Regions from separate parts of the Mus musculus genome. Here region 1 is linked to region 2. A link is a loop called in an ENCODE intact Hi-C map of the cell type or tissue named here. Cell type or tissue: left cerebral cortex. All regions are shown on one strand. Links, peaks and the distances in the headings refer to the core of each region. The heading gives the core; the rest is flanking DNA.

Region 1 (8,348 bases), core at 113-8,112, 190 kb after region 2:
TTCTGTCCTCCCTCTCTCCCTTCTCTCTATCTATCTTGCTTTTCCCCCATTCTTTATTGTGTATATTGTGTGCATGTGTGAATGTGTTTATGCATGTGTTCCTGTGTGTGTGTCAGAGATCAACATCAGATGTCCTTTTCCTTTACACACACACACACACACACACACACACACACACACACACACACACACACACACACACGGCTGGCAGTGAGTTCTAGGTGTCCTCCTGGTTCTGCTTCTCCGGTACTGGGATTACAAGTGTATACAAGTGTACCCACTTTTTTATGTTTTTTTTTTTTAACATAAATTTCAAGGAGAAAATCTCAGGTGCTTCTCCTTGTAAAGGTACAATCACTTTATCAACTGAGCCATCTGTCCAACCCTTCATTCCCATTTATGCTAAAGAAATCTCAGATATCGTCTTACATACAACTTTTATTTTGTTTTTCTTGTAATAGGGAAGACCAGAGATGGCATACTATAACTGTTTTTCATAGTTTTTCAAGATTTCTGCCTGTCTCCCTTTAATATGCCATGGCTCCTTGTTCATCTCAGGCACGTGAGTGTAGATGTTGTACATCTCACCTCTCCTTGCAAAGCCACTGTCACACTTGCTAATTCCCGGGTGTGTTCAACAATTGAATACATAATGTCTATTATTTTTCTTACTATCTGAAACATTCATGTAAACACTTTAAAATATTGGACCTGTAGTTACTTAACTGCACAATATTCAAAGATTATGTGCTCTCCACTCCTTCTGAGCTGCACACTCTTATTCTGTATTATCCGATGGCAATCTCCACAAAACCTCGTTCAGTAGCATCAAATGCTGTCACTCAAATATGCTACTATGTTTCTCTAATTCTTCCAAATATGAGTATTTCTACCCTAGCTAGGGTTTCATATACCAGTTTAACTACATAGATCTACATTTTTCTTCTTATCCAGATATACGGCATTCATTACATTGTTTTACTGTGACAGTTCCCCTGAAATCCCTTAAAGTATCTTGGCGTGTCCTTTGTCTATATTTCCAGGTAAAATATCAATTCCTGTTTCACCTTCTTTCTAGCTTTACCTGTATCTTAGCATTCAGAATAGCTGAGGGAAAACTAAAGTCTTTCAAGTGCACTCACTGGTCTACTTCAAAGCATAATGGGAAGCATTATGCATTTCCTCAGGCTGACAAAGCTACCCAAGGCTGGTTCCCTACTCAACTCACCATCTACCTCCTTCAAGTATCATTTTACACCTTATCTTCCTTGAGGACTTTAGCATCCTTTTACCTTCTTATTCTTTGATGACTCTCTACATAGCAAAGAGAAAATAGAAGAAAGCAGATGTCATCTGCTGACTATGCAGCTGGCCTACTTACTTTCTATCACAGATGATCGTTACCTGTGGAGAGTAGTCCTGTAAAGTTGTGTAAAAGTCCCTTTGAAAATTTCCCCCTTTCTCTTTTTTACTATAGGTGCAGCGGCTCAAATAATAAGCTATTCCTAAATGTGTATCTTTAAAAAGACATTTCATCATCCCTAGGATCCAGGTGTTCAGGAAGTGATCAGGTAGCAAGCAGGTGCTAACACAGGATCCGCATGTGATGTAGTTAGGTAATCTCCTGAGCTCAAAAAAGAAAAAAGAAGAGCTCACAGTGTCTCAGAACTACCCTCCATTGCACCTCTGCATGGTTGTTTTGGGCTTTCTCAAAGCACAGTGGTTTCATGGCAGGATCATTGTTCACAATGCAGTTTAGCACTGCACAGTGGGAGTGCCCCAGGAACTAGGGAGCAAATTGCATTGTCATTCCCGTCCTCACCTCAGAACAGCAAGATACATCACACAGAGTCTATTTTCTGGTCCTTTTGATTTAGGCTGGATCATAAACTGCAGAGACTTATGAGGATGGAATACAAACCTCACACCTTAATGAGGAGGAGAATGTCAAAACCCCAACGTAGGGTAGCACATGGGGTGGGAGATGGATTATTGTGGCCTTCCTCACAGGCTAATGGATATTTTCTTCACTACCAAAGTATCTGTATACAAATATTCAACAAAATTAATTTTAAAAATGCAAAAATGTCCTGCATCTCTTTGTCCCCTGACTTGATCAAAAACTATTTTTAACGGCGCAAAATATTTTATGTGTTTTCATATACCAACCTCTTATTTGTTTCTTCCCTTGAGGCATGTGTTATCATTACATTAGACTAAATGCTGTTGCCAAGGTCATCCATCTTTCAAACTGAAGCTTTCCCATTCTGCTTCATGGCCACATTATTTTTTGTTTTATGTATTTTTGTTATTAATTTATTTATTTGTTTTACATCCAAGTATCAGCCCCCTTCTTCTACCAGTACCTCGTCACACAGATTCTCCCTCAAATTCCCCTTCCCCTCTCAGAAGGGGTTGGTTTTTCTACTCCACCCCCAGCTCATCAAGTCACTTCAGGACTAGCTACATCTTTTCCCACTGAGGCCAGACAAGAGTAGGGGAACTATGGATCCATAGGCAGGCAACAGATTCAGGCCCAACCCCTCTCCAGTTGTTGGGGGACCAGACAAAGGCCAAGTGGCACTACCTACATGCAGGGGGGAGGGTAGGTCCAGCCCATGCTTGCTCTGGCTGATGGTTCCGTTTCTGGGAGCCCCAATGGTCAATACTAGTTGACTCTATTAGTCTTTCTGTGGAGTTTCTATCCTCTTTGGATCTCTCAATCCTTCAACAACCTCTTCCACAAGACTTCTGATCTCCATCTAATGTTTGGCTGTGGGTCTTTGCAACAGTTTTCATTGGCTCTTGGGTGGAGCCTCACAGAGGAGGTTTTTTTTTGTTGTTGTTTGTTTTTTTTTTTGTTTGTTTGTTTGTTTTGTTTTTCGAGACAGGGTTTCTCTGTGTAGCTCTGGCTGTCCTGGAACTCACTTTGTAGACCATACTGGCCTCGAACTCAGAAATCTGCTTGCTTCTGCCTCCCGAGTGCTGGGATGAAAGGCGTGTGCCACCACGTCTGGCACAGAGGAGCTTTATGCAAGGCTCAAGTCTGCATTTTAAGGGACTACTCTGGTCTTAGACCATTTTACCTTCATTATGAATCCGTAAGCGCCTACTCCTTGCCATTTCCCTGCCTCTCTTATGCTTTCTTGGGGTATACATGTATGAGCATATGGGCGTTTACTTCTCAATCCCATCATAGCTCCCATCTCTACTCTGACAATATCTAATCAAGTCCCTTTACCCTAAAATACTCTTTTTTGGTGACTTGCATATATTAATTTCCAAAATTTCCATGTGTTCTGAACTTTTATGGTTCTACTTGATGTCTATATCTGGTTATCTGATTGATATAGTGCACTTATTATTTGCACAATAGAATTCAACTGTTATCTTTCTTCATGATATTTATCTTTATCCCAAAATATGTGTATTTCCCAGACCCTCTCATTTTGAAAAATGAAGAAATCAGTAACCCAGGTGCGTTACCACCTGTTAAGGAAGCTTTTGGGAATTTCCTCCTCATACCCTTCATATTCTATTCATTAAAAAGAAAAGTTTCATTTATACTTGTTAAGCATATTCGGACTGACACATTCTGTGAATTCCTCTCTATGATTCTGGCTCCACAACGATGAATCATCAATAATTTATAAAAGAGGACAACACATGTTCACTTATTTTATTCTTTACAAAAACAAAGGTTATCTTCAAGAGAGTTTAGAATGAACATTTTCATTATAATCCTTCAAAGTCTCCTCAAGCACCTTTAGAACCCACGCAGTCTCTTGATTGCATCCCACAAGGTGTGACCCTGCCTAACTCTTCCCTCATCCATCACCTTCACTACTTTCTTGTTTTCACACCATCATCTGGCTGTTCTTTGATTCTTGCAAACTCCTTCTGTTTCTCACACTGGGAGTTCATGTTCCTTCAGCTCTGAGAATCCCCATCAGTTGTTTTCTGCATTTGAGAGAAACGAAAGGAGCCTGATGCGCCCCCTGCTGGTGCTGTTCTGCATCTTTTTTTTTTTTTTTTTCCTCATCTTGCTGTTGCTTTCTAATACTGCTCATAATAATTCCTATGAGCAGGGAAAAGATAACAAAGTAGAATATAAGACTGATTTTCCCTGTTATTTATAAAAAGAAATAATTTAATTTTAGCACATACCTTTTTAGAATAGTAGTATATAACTAAAAACGTGATTTATAACAACTTAAAATTGTTATTGTTATCATGTAACTTTTTTGTGGTGCTGAAAACTGAAGCAGGTAGTCCCAGGACTAGAACTATATTTTCATTAATGCGACCAATTACTTCAGGGATATAACTGACAGTTTAGAAACAGGGGTTTGAAGGGGGTTTCTTGTATTGTGGACATGGTTCATTAAGATTTTTGAGGCTTGCTTGCTTGTTGATATTCACAGGGTTCTCCGCATATTATAATAATAAAGATAATAGGAGAGTGAGAGACATAGAGAGAAAGACACACACACACACACACACAGAGAGAGAGAGAGAGAGAGAGACAGAGAGAGAGAGAGAGAGAGAGAGAGACAGAGACAGAGACAGAGACAGAGACAGAGACAGAGACAGAGACAGAGACAGACAGACAGACTGACAGACAGACCGACAGAGACACAGAGAGATCAGCTGTTAAGTAAATTTTGGGCTCTGTGGAAGACCTAGGTACAATTCTCAGCACATATGTTGCGTGACTCACAATCACCTGTTGAGTTCCATAGGAATTGAGGTTCTCTTCTGGTCTCTGTAAGCATAAGCACATGCATGCCATGTACACGTAAGCACAGAAATAAACGCAAACAATGTAAAGGGAGTTGGAGTCATTGCACAGTTTAGGTGCATCTGCTGCTCTAGCAGAGGATCGGGCTCAGTTTACAGCACCTAAATGGCAGATAGTAACTGTCTGAGACTCTAGTTCCAGGGAGCCCGCAACCTATTCTGGTCTTTGTGGGAATCAGACACACATTGTATATCTACATACAGGCAAGGAAAATACCCCCACACCTAAAATATACATTAAAAAATCCGATTAAGAATAAAAAGATAAGAAAAAAGAAGGGACTTAAGTTACTTTTGTAGCTTCCTTCATCTTCTCTAATGTAGTCTTGCACACTGGTTCTGTTTGGATATTAGTGTGGCAGAGAAAAGGTGAACATATGACTTGTGACACTTTTCAGTGGCAGAACCTAAACCAACATTTCTACATAGCTACAGCAAATTGAGGAAGCAACAAGGAAAGGGATATGTCTAGCCATTCTAGAGGATTCTGATCAATGTCTGCTTATTACATGGGAGAAGGAATGATTAATTTCCAGAAAGGTACAATAAAAGTTGGTCATATTTAAAGAATACTTTAATATAGCTTTCCAGTAAGGTTACACTTTCCACTAAAACTCATAGCCCAAGAAGTGTTGCAGGATACAACAAAGTGTTTTAACAATTAGTGATATGCTTACTAGCCAATAGAGTTCTTCTTCTGTACCTTCATTTTGTTTATTCCTGGCTTTAACCCATCCACTCCCTTTCTGTGAAGTAAATTATGCCTGGCTGTGGAACTGACAGAGATGCTTTGAATTTGTTGATGTAATATCAGATGTTTATCTCTCTATGTCACTCTCCCTAGAACTATTGTAGTGTTCTTCTCTGGAATGTAAACGTAACTTAGTAAATAAAGACAATGGAAGGCTGGGTATAACATCCAACTTCTATGGGTATACTGTTGGAAGAACACAAAAGAGTAAAAAATACTAGTCATTGTTAATCTTCAGATTTCTTGTAAGCCATGAATGACATATCTTCATTGGTTTAAGCAATTCTTATTTAGAATTCCTTTAACTTGATGAACATTCCTTCGACAGATGCAGGGTTTTCCTGGAGTAGCTCACACAGAAAAAGAAAGGGATAGGAGAGGATATTGTACCAAAAGCAATTTGACCAAGTCATCTATGTGTATGATTTTTCCAAACTGGTTTAATGAGTGGAAGTCTTTACTGTGGCCTTGTTTTCATTTCCTGTTACCCCTAGTGCGATGCTCTGTGATACCTTTGATTTCTCTCTATTCTGCTTTTGTATGTTACAGAATAGAATAGAGGTAGCTCCTGCCTGATGTAGTTTCATAGCTTGACATAAAAACCAAATGAAGTAGCTGGATAAAAAATACACACATAGATATCAGTAGCCTTCTATATACAAGTAAGAAAGTTTGAGAAACAAATCAGGGAAACAGCACTGTTCATAATAGACTTAAATAATATAAAATATCCTGGGAAAACTCTAACGAAGCAAGTGAAAGAGTTGTACAATAAGATATTTAAAACATTTAAAAAAGGAATTGAAAAAGATATCAAAAGATGGAAATATTTCCCTGATCAAGGTTTGGTAGGATTCCTATAATAAAAATGACCATCTTACCAAAATTAATTTACAGATTTACTTAAATCACAGTCAAATTTCTGAGATAATATCTTGAGAGATTAAAGATCATTTTTAGCTTCATATAAACACACACACACTCACACACACACACACCAAAACAACAGAATAGATAACACAATCATAAATAACAAAAGATCTGGAGGTATCACCAACCCTGGGATCAAAAATTGTACAAATGACAGCTCATGCTGGTAAGGATGTGGAATATGGGGGACACTTTTCCATTTCTGGTGAGAGTGCAAACGTACAGCCAGTATGAAAATCAGTGTGGAGTTTCCCTCAGGAAGATGGGAATTGATATATCCTATAATCCAGCGATACCTGTCTTGGCCATTAACCCAAGGGTGCTTCATTTTATTACGGAAACAGTGGATAAACACTGTTTATAGCAGCATCATTAATACTAGTCAGAAGTTAGAAACAGCCTAGATGTTTCTCAAGAGAAAGATGGATGAAGAAAATGTAATACACATACACAATGGGATAATACTCAGCCATTAAAAAAATGATAGGATTAAATTTGTAGGTAAATGGGTAGAACTAAAATAAAATAACCCTGAGTAAAGAAACTCTGACCTAGGAAGACAAATATGGTGTTTTGATTATGTTGGGTACTATCTGCTAAGGCAATCATTACTAGTATTCAATAGAACCACAAAGAATAGGTATAGAGTACAGAATATAGGAAACCGGTAAATCTCCATAGGAAAGAGAAATAGAATAGATAATTATGGATGAATAGGGATAGGAGTGAGAGGATCAAGTGGTGAGGCAGCTTGGAGGATTGTTTTGGGAAGGAATATAGAAAGAGACAGCTAAAATCAAGGGCATTTTACAAAACAATATGAAACCTAATATCATAGATGCTTCCTAAAATATATACATATATGAACATGATATAAATGAAATTGCCAAATAATTGTCAAAAAATGGAGTTACAGAGTCCCAGTTTGATTTCTATTATTATTATTATTATTATTATTATTATTATTATTATTATATTCTTTATTTGCATTTCAAATGCTATCCCGAAAGTTCCCTATACCCTCCTCTTGCCCTCCTCCTCTACCCACTCACTCCCTGTACTGGGGCTTATAAAATTTGCACCACCAGTTGTGCCAGCACCATGTGTTGAAAATGCTGTCTTTTTTCCACTGGATGGTTTAAGCTCCCTTGTCAAAGATCAAGTGACTATAGGTGTGTGGGTTCATTTCTGGGTCTTCAATTCTATTCCATTGATCTACCTGTCTGACATTGTACCAGTACCATGCAGTTTTTATCACAATTGCTCTGTAGTACAGTTTTAGGTCAGGCATGGTGATTCCACTGGAGGTTTTTTTATTGTTGAGAATAGTTTTTGCTATCCTAGGTTTTCTGTTATTCCAGATGATCTTGCAAATTGCCCTTTCTAACTCAGTGAAGAACTGAGTTGGAATTTTGATGGGGATTGCATTGAATCTGTAGATTGCTTTCAGGAGGATAGTCATTTTTACTCTATTGATCCTGCCAATCCATGAGCATGGGAGATCTTTCCATCTTCTGAGCTCTTCTTCAACTTCTTCGGAGACTTGAAGTTCTTGTCATACAAATCTTTCACTTCCTGAGTTAGAGTCACACCAAGGTATTTTATATTATTTGTGACTATTGTGAAGGGTGTTGTTTCCTTAATTTCTTTCTCATCCTGTTTATCCTTTGTATAGAGAAAGGCCAGTGATTTGTTTGAGTTAATTTTATGTCCAGCAACTGCGCTGAAGCTGTTTATCAGGTTTAGGAGATTAATGTTGGAATTTTTAGGGTCTTTTATATATACTAGCATATCATCTGTAAATAGTGATATTTTGACTTCTTCCTTTCCAGTTTTATCCCGTAAATTTCCTTTTGTTGTTGAATTG
Region 2 (8,348 bases), core at 222-8,221:
GCCTAGTCTCACAAGAGACAGCTATATCTGGGTCCTTTCAGCAAAATCTTGCTAGTGTATGCAGTGGTGTCAGCGTTTGGAAGCTGATTATGGGGTGGATCCCTAGATAAGGCAGTCTCTAGATGGTCCATGTAGCTGCCAGATAGTGATTTGTGAGATTCCAGAGAGACATTAGGACAGTCCTTGAAAGGTGTAGTGAGTCAGGCTTTGTGGCTGTAGAGGACTACAAAGCTGGCAGCCAGGGCAAAGAAAAGATGGACGTGTGAGTTAAACAAACCTGGCTGGAAGAGTCTTATTTTGGAGAACTTACAACATACGGATAGAATTAGACTTATTAAAACCTCTAACATCCGCCCCAACGTATTCCGTAGTAAAATTCATATCTTAACAGAGTCATCTCAAAGATTTTTAAAAATTATATAAATATAATATTATGTATATAGTTGTTTTGCCTGTACATATGAAAGAGCACTGCTTGCCTGGTGCCCACTGAGGCCAGAGAGAATGCTAGATCCCTTGAACTGGAGTTATAAATAGTTGTAAGCTGTCTTCTGTGAGAGCAACAGTTGATCTTAACCACTGAGCCATCTCTCTATCCCCTCAAACATTCTTTTTCCAAAAAATATCAATAGGAACATTATAAAGGAGACAATGCCATTACATTGAATATGACAATTTCTACATCTAAGGTATACTGAAATATGATTTACTGTTCTTGACTTTTTTCAGGAACTAATATTTGCTATCTGGAGACAGAATATAATTTTTTCAATAAATTCTAAATATTAAAATATCAGATTGGACCAACCTTTTCTGGGTGGAATTTTCTGAGAGGAAGTAGAAGGCAGAAAAAGCCATAGCTCATGACATGAGGACCTCTGTTTTCTCATCCATGTGTGTTCTACTCCTGGATTTTCCTCTCCGCTTGTCAAAAAATTTGTTAATTTTATTTTTAACTTAACGAAGTAAGAGTATTTTGTGTGTGTGTGTGTGTGTGTGTGTGTGTGTGTGTGTGTGGAGAGAGAGAGAGAGAGAGAGAGAGAGAGAGAGAGAGAGAGAGAGAGAGAGAGAGGGAGAGAGGGAGAGAGGGAGTGAGAGATTCCTTAGTAAACATTTGCTGACTTGTTTTTAATATATTTTGTCCAATTCCTTAGAAGACGCATAGCCAGATATTTTGGATATGCAGTTGTGGTCTTTGACAGTTTTAAAGTGCTCATCAGCAAAGACTGACAAGTTAATATTTTTTCTCATCACTCATCTGAATTGTACTTACCTGTCACTGAACTAGAATATTTATACCAGGAATAAGTAAAATTTATTTCAATAAATTTTAATAAATAAAGTATATTTACATATAAATTGTATAGGAATGTGGAATTATGAGGACATTATTTATCATCTATCCATGTATTTGCATATTATATATTTATCTATCTACTCTATCTATCTATCTATCTATCTATCTATCTATCTATCTACTCTATCTATCTATCTACTCTATCTATCTATCTATCTATCTATCAATCATGTATCATCTAGAAAAGAAAAGAGCATTTGGATTCCACACTCTGGGAGTTGTCCTTGGTAAATTAAAGAGGAAATGATTTTTGTATATTATATTGTACTCTATTCTGATTATTTATGAAATGGACTTCTATGTATTCTATGTTATTTCCATTTATCTGATTTACAATGTTGTTCACATTTTACTGAATGTGGTTGGTATTTTTAATAGCAATTAAAAAAAACCCAGTACCTTGCAAATGCCAACAAAACAGAATTAATTGCTGTAAAGTTTTCCTACATTTAGTTCTGGCCACAATTGTATGGTGTTTTGTTTTGTTTTGTTTTGTTTTGGTAAACAACCCTCATAAATTTATGAAAAACCCTCATAGCTGTTTTAAAATTAAATTAACAAGAAAACAAGAATACCTATTTGTGAAAATATCTGTTATAAAGTTTCTCTTAAATATATCTTGCATTTTATATCATATATTTTATTTTCTTGTGCTATTGAGAGCTAAGTTTCCAATTTCACATTTGAACAATACAAAGGGGAGGAGCCACAATGCTCAGTCTAATTACATGATTCCCAGCTTAAAATGAGTTTCATGTTCCTAGGACTCAAACTATCTTTATTAGTAACCATCAATCAGAGATCATTATTAATGCCACTAGTTGAAGTTTCTAACAGTTTAGTTTATTGACTGTTTATGTCACAGGTCAGGTACTGAGTGAGTAAAAAAGAATAGTGGGTGGCCCTGGTCTTTAAGGAATTACAGTCTAGTAGTGATGATGGGCTTGCTTAATCAGTCCATTATCATCATGGCAGAAAGCATGGTAACAAACATGGTGCTGGAACAGTAAGTGGGTGAGAGCGACACCCTGAACTGCTTGTCTCAAAGTACACCCCCACCCCCAGGGATGCATTTCCTCCAATAAGGCCACACTTCCAAATCACTAATCTTTCTAAGGTAGTGCCACTTCCCGAATACTAAACATTCAAATACATGAGCTGATGGGGACCGTTGTCATTCAAGCAACCACACCCAAATAAAAGAAAACCTAAGTTTTAATACATATATAATTCCATTACAAAATATATCTTCATGCAATTCTGAAGTAGGTAACTGTATGAGGAAAGACATTGACAACTCACAGGTTACAACAGAAACTCCACCAACCCCCCCCCCCCAAAAAAAAAGAACAAGAGAGAGAGAGAGAGAGAGAGAGAGAGAGAGAGAGAGAGAGAGAGAGAGAGATGCTATTTAAGTGTTTCTATATGTAGTCGCAGTGGGTTTACACTATAAGAAAAATACTAGCAGTGGTGGCTTTTGGGACAGTTTTAGACATAACTTAGTATTTAGTTTTTGTCTGTACTAACTGTAAATTTGTGTTGGTAACAGTTTCACAGGTTACCAATGTATAGAACTTGTTTGGTGAAATGTCATAGTCATTATGTTTTCTTGAGACCTATACAGGATACTGTGTGGGGTCATTCCTAAGGAATACTCAGGTCAGGATACATCAATCAACACATCTCCCTTGTGGGAGCTTTCCAGATCTCTTTGAGTGCCCAAGGATCACACTTCTTGAAGTGCACTCTACAAATGTGCTTGTGAGCATTGGTGATATAGCCTCAGGTTAGCAGCTTTTCCATGGCAGACTGACCCTTCTTTTATCATCTATACAGAAGCCATTCTGCCCATCCCAAGTGAGAGAGGGAGAATGTGAGGAGATGATTTTTTTTAAAAGAGTTTCTTATGAAGTGGTGATACAGTGGAAAATGTTAGAGTTTGTCCCCAAACTGTCAAATATATCTAGCTCACAAAAAGGAGAAATAAGTGTTTTGTGAAGCCATTTTTTTTATGAATGTTGGCTGACAATTGTGAACTTCATACAGCCTCAAGAGAGACTATTTTCTAGAGAGAAAAAAGATATGAATGGACAATGAAAAAAATCTAGGAATTATTATTCCCAAATAGAATGCAAATCTAGGCTTTAAAAAAAAACTCAATGGTACCAAACGTTTTTGTCATACTGATGTCTCTATTAATATACATACTGCTTTCTGTCTCACAAACCCATATCAATCATACTTAAATACATGCCCACATTTATACACAAATCCACTAGTGACTTAGACAGTGCTGTTTGTGGATAAAGTATGCTCTGTTTTCTAAATCCTTCAGTAATTACTTTATTTCTTGAAGCATGAGATTTGATTACCAATTTACAACTAAGAACATTGGATAATTTTAAAACAGTCTCACAACTTATCTCAAGGAGAGCAGTGATGTACATGTGGAAAAACTTGAGCTGCATCTCTGCCAAAAAAATATGTAGGACTTCAGGAAAACCCGAGGTAGAGGCTGGAAAGATGGCCATTTCATAAGGTGAAACCCTTAAATGAGGACAGAAGTTTTAAAAGGCAAAGGAATTTGAAGAATAAAAGGTGCTAACCAATACCCCATAAAATATAGTTCTTAGTTATCCCTATTCATATTTTTGCCATGACTATACCACGGGCATAGGACATGAAGGTGAGATCAAGATGTGTTGAGGGTGCCTTGAAAGAAGTTTGAAGCAGCCAGCAGTGACTAAATGTGATCAAGACACATTGTACCCACATAGGAAAAGTCCAAAGAATAAATACAAATATTATAAGAACTCTTTCTTAAAATTTAAGTCATAGTGAGTTTGTGCATGAGAACAGGAGATACACGTTATTCATTACCTTTACACAGGTTTTTCAATGTCATTGAAAGTCTCTATTTTGGCTTTTGCAGGGTAGAGTCCATGATGAATGTTGACTGGAAAGTGAGAGGAAGGGTCATGTTAACGTACGACCCTGGAAAGTCTGCCTTTAAATATGGAGAAAAGCAAATCTCATGCATGTTCCGTTCTTCCAACCACAGACTCCACTTCCTCTCTTTCAAATGTTATATCCACCACTACAAGGAAACAGAGTGGATATGCTGTAGTATAACAGAGGGGTCGCACTGTTAGATGAAATCCCCAAAGTCTAAATTCCAAGGAGACTGATATCTATGCTTGGTTATGCTGAAAGATTTTTGCCACTAGAGGATGCAGAGGAGCTAGCTGAGTGCTTTGGAGAGAATATTTACAAGCAAAGACAAGAAAAGATTAATTTTTAGAATGCAAAGCAAATTCTTTAGAAGAAATGGAGACGACGAGACAGAATATTAAATGGTCATAGGATATGAACTGGTAATTTAGGCATCCAGACTTGCCAATGAGTAGATAAGATAATAATTTATTAAAGGAGTGGAGTAGAACACTGATCTGACCAGAGTGGTGACAAATAAGGAGTTTATTTGGGGTTTATGGAGAGAGAGAGAGAGAGAGAGAGAGAGAGAGAGAGAGAGAGAGAGAGAGAGAGAGAGAGGAAGGGGAGAGGGAGAAGGACATAGACAGACGGACAAGTAGACAACAGATACCGCTCCCCCCCCTCCCCCGGGCTCAGGGACTAAAACCAGCACATGGCTTTTGAGACCTCAAAGCCTGCTCCCAGAGACATACTTAGTCTGCCAAGGCCAGACCTTGTATTTTTACCAAAACACCACCACCAAGTGGGGCCTAGTATTCAGATGCCTAGGGCACTTCTCATTCAAACCACCACAGCTGGGATGGGGGAAACTAGTGAGGGCAGGAGGAGTACTGCAGCCTCCTACTGGGTGCCTGTGAGTCCAACAGGCAGTCAAAGTGAAAGTAAGAATAGACATTCATTTCCTGATTAATTTGCATATTGCAATTAGCGAACTGAATCTTTTGAAACCCCACCAGTGCTGCTAGAGCTGAAGTAATAGATCTTTTCTCACGGGTTAGCCAGAATGATTCCTGTTCCTATTATTATATTCCATCATGTGTCCTGAGATTTGTGCCACGGTTGACAATAGTAGAGATTTACAATTACTTTTCATTGACTGCTTCAGAATGCTTTGAATAATATGATTTCATTGTGTAAAATACAGAATTACAAATGGCTCTCCCATAATATATGAGTATATTGTTTATGAACTAAGAAGTATTTGGTGACTTACTTGCTTGTAGAAAATCTCTGTTCATTTCAAAGACCAAACATCTGTTCTACCCCCAATAGCTCCCGTTTTGGCAAAAACAAAAATTTTAATTTAAAATTCCACTAATACCTGGAATTTGTTTCTTCTTGTTGTTTATAAGAAATTTCTCTATAATTTTTCTTGCTATTTTTAGACTTTTCAGCTCTTTTCCCAATCTCTGCTTTAACATTTCATTTTCATGCTCTATGTCCACATCGATAGGATGCCTGAGCTCTGCATCTCCTGAAAGTGCTAATAATTTCTTCTTTGGAGGAAAGTGTATAGATGAGTTTTAAATCACAGTCCCTGCTTCAGTGTGAGTTTAAGGAGGGAGAGGAGATAGCACACTCCCCTTTCCAGATGCACTGGATGCCTCTTTTCAGAGAACCTTGCATTCAGTTAAGGAACAATTGTGGTTTCCCCCTCCAATCCATCATGTTTAGTTCTTCTACCTCAAACCAAGCAACATCAAAATTGCCATCCATGAAGCCATCAATTTTTCTATACTTTTATGTCATTGTGGAGAGAGAGAGAGAGAGAGAGAGAGAGAGAGAGAGAGAGAGAGAGAGAGAGAGAGAGAGTTCTTATGAGTAATACTTCTTACCTCTAAAATTATAGAGTTTTTACTTATTTCTCACATTAAACGAGTTATTTAATTAAAGGAAATACCATACGAATCTTATAGTTTAATATTCTCTCAGAATGAAACCATTTTTCTAATATTTGGGTCATAAAGTACTGAAATAAGAAGGCAAATAGAACAAAGGAAGCAAATAAAAATCACTTTAATATAAACAATTAATAATAATGATGATGATAAATTTTAATAATGTCCAGTTAGATCAAATCCTTTTATGGACACAGAAGTTAAATTTAAATTCTTACTCTAATGCACCCCATGTAGAGCTCAAATGTGAAAACCATGTTAAAGCTGACTAACTGTTCAAACCCACATATAGAGTCTCTCTCTCTCTCTCTCTCTCTCTCTCTCTCTCTCTCATAGAAGTACAGCAACACTGATAGCTATGACTGACCACAGTAATGCTGTTATTGTCAGGAGCCATTTGGACAGTCCCAGGCGACCAAAGGTTTCCTTTGTACATCAATCATTGGTCGAGTATTGAATGGATGGCTAATGATTTTGTTGGCCTGTGGTTATGTACATGTCTCTTTCTAGGAGAACAATAATCATCCCATTTCTGTCTTAGCCTTGGGCAGAGTGAGGGTGAGAATAAAACGTTCTGTGTTTTGTCCAGAGGATAGAGATGCTACCCTAGAGGCCGCCCACATTGAGAGTGAAATCTCCTGCCTGTTCTCAAATGATGGTCATGTACTAATAAGTCTTAATATTTGGAGAGTTGAGAGAGAATACAACATGTGACTAGCTACATCCTGAACTTTGAAACTCTTAATAATTAGTAACTGCGTAGTTGACAATTACTACCAATAATAACAGTGAAGTTACTTAGTAACCTCAAAGCTGGGAGTCACAATTAAAATGTGGTGTATCTATCACAAAAAAGACCTCCCCCCAATACAGACCTGTGGAGGTGGGTTTAGTGTGTGAGAATTATTAGCATGGATATCAGACCATTTACAGCCACAATTTGCAGTATTTCTTTACTTCTATAGTGTTTAATTCTCTCTTCTCCCTGTAATATCACATATCTGTATTTTTTCATTGCTTAATACATTCACTTAAATATTCTGCACTGTGTATCCTGCTTTTGTTAAGAATATGGCTGTAAGTTTAATCCTCCAATCTTATCTTTATTACTTGTGATCTTGGATAACTCAAGGGCTCATTTCCCATCCACTCTTAACTCTATGCCATCAAGCAAGTCATTTAACTTCTCTGCCTGTGATGGGTAGTTTGTATATGTGATGCTGTTTTAAATATTTCATGACTGTGAATATAAGACATTCTCTGCCCTTCCTGTCACCACTTATGGTCAACAAAATAATTTATAAAGGTGTACTGTGATGAGTGTGAAATGTCAGATGTCTAGACAACAGTCTTGTGTTGGGTTCTACAGGTCTTTGCAAATGTAGAGCTTCTGAGACTATTTCAGTTTATTACTTGTGTATGGAGGCTAGTGGCGAAACTGAGATTTGTTAACATCATTAGCTCCTTTTTCCATCTCTGTCTTGCAGGGTGTCACTCCATTGTGAATTTGGTATCTTAGTTGACTTTTATTGGTAAAATATTCCTCCTCCTCCTCCTCCTCCTCCTCCTCCTCCTCCTCCTCCTCCTCCTCCTCCTCCTCCTCCTCCTCCTCCTCCTCCTCTTCTTCTTCTTCTTCTTCTTCTTCTTCTTCTTCTTCTTCTTCTTCTTCTTCTTCTTCTTCTTCTTCTTCTTCTTCTTCTTCTTCTGTGTGTATCATACTGCTAACATAACATTAGTGTTAATCATACTGTATATTATAATGTCATTCATGAATAATTCATACTTATTTTATATTTACCAAAGCATGTCTTCTGTGGTATTTTGGTGAGCTTCTCATTTACCTCTCATTCACAAACTTCTCCAAAGATCTGCTTATACTTGTATCAGAGAACAGATTGATTGTAAAGCGGGATTAGTTAGACTGGGCTACATGATTCAAGTCTGGGTAATCCCAGAATTACTGTCTGCATGCTGGAGAGCCAGAGAAAGCAGTAGTTGCTCAGCCTATGAAGGTGGGGACCTCAGGAAATATCAGTTACGCAGGCTTAGGGCCCAGCTGGAGGGCTGAAGAAGGTAGATCTGATGTCCACAGTAAAGGC

What was found. A loop is a pair of places that touch in the nucleus more often than their neighbours do. Peaks named below come from ENCODE experiments on the same cell type or tissue, not always from the same donor. Only the 100,000 strongest peaks of a DNase experiment are listed, where the experiment ranks them.
Region 1: a loop joins it to region 2, with 2.2 times the contacts of the local background. A loop is called at or near these places in 3 of 42 quality-filtered maps.

Annotation. Positions count from the first base shown.
Region 1 is chr5:85,582,546-85,590,893 of GRCm38, reverse strand. No RefSeq gene overlaps it. Among named protein-coding and RNA genes, the nearest start is that of Gm35251, 120 kb to the left of the region's middle. In left cerebral cortex, for the core only: a CTCF peak has its summit at 3,998 (motif pointing left); a DNase peak (open chromatin) is centred at 3,977.
Region 2 is chr5:85,769,089-85,777,436 of GRCm38, reverse strand. No RefSeq gene overlaps it. Among named protein-coding and RNA genes, the nearest start is that of Gm24626, 56 kb to the left of the region's middle. In left cerebral cortex, for the core only: CTCF peaks have their summits at 4,577 and 5,183; a DNase peak (open chromatin) is centred at 5,172.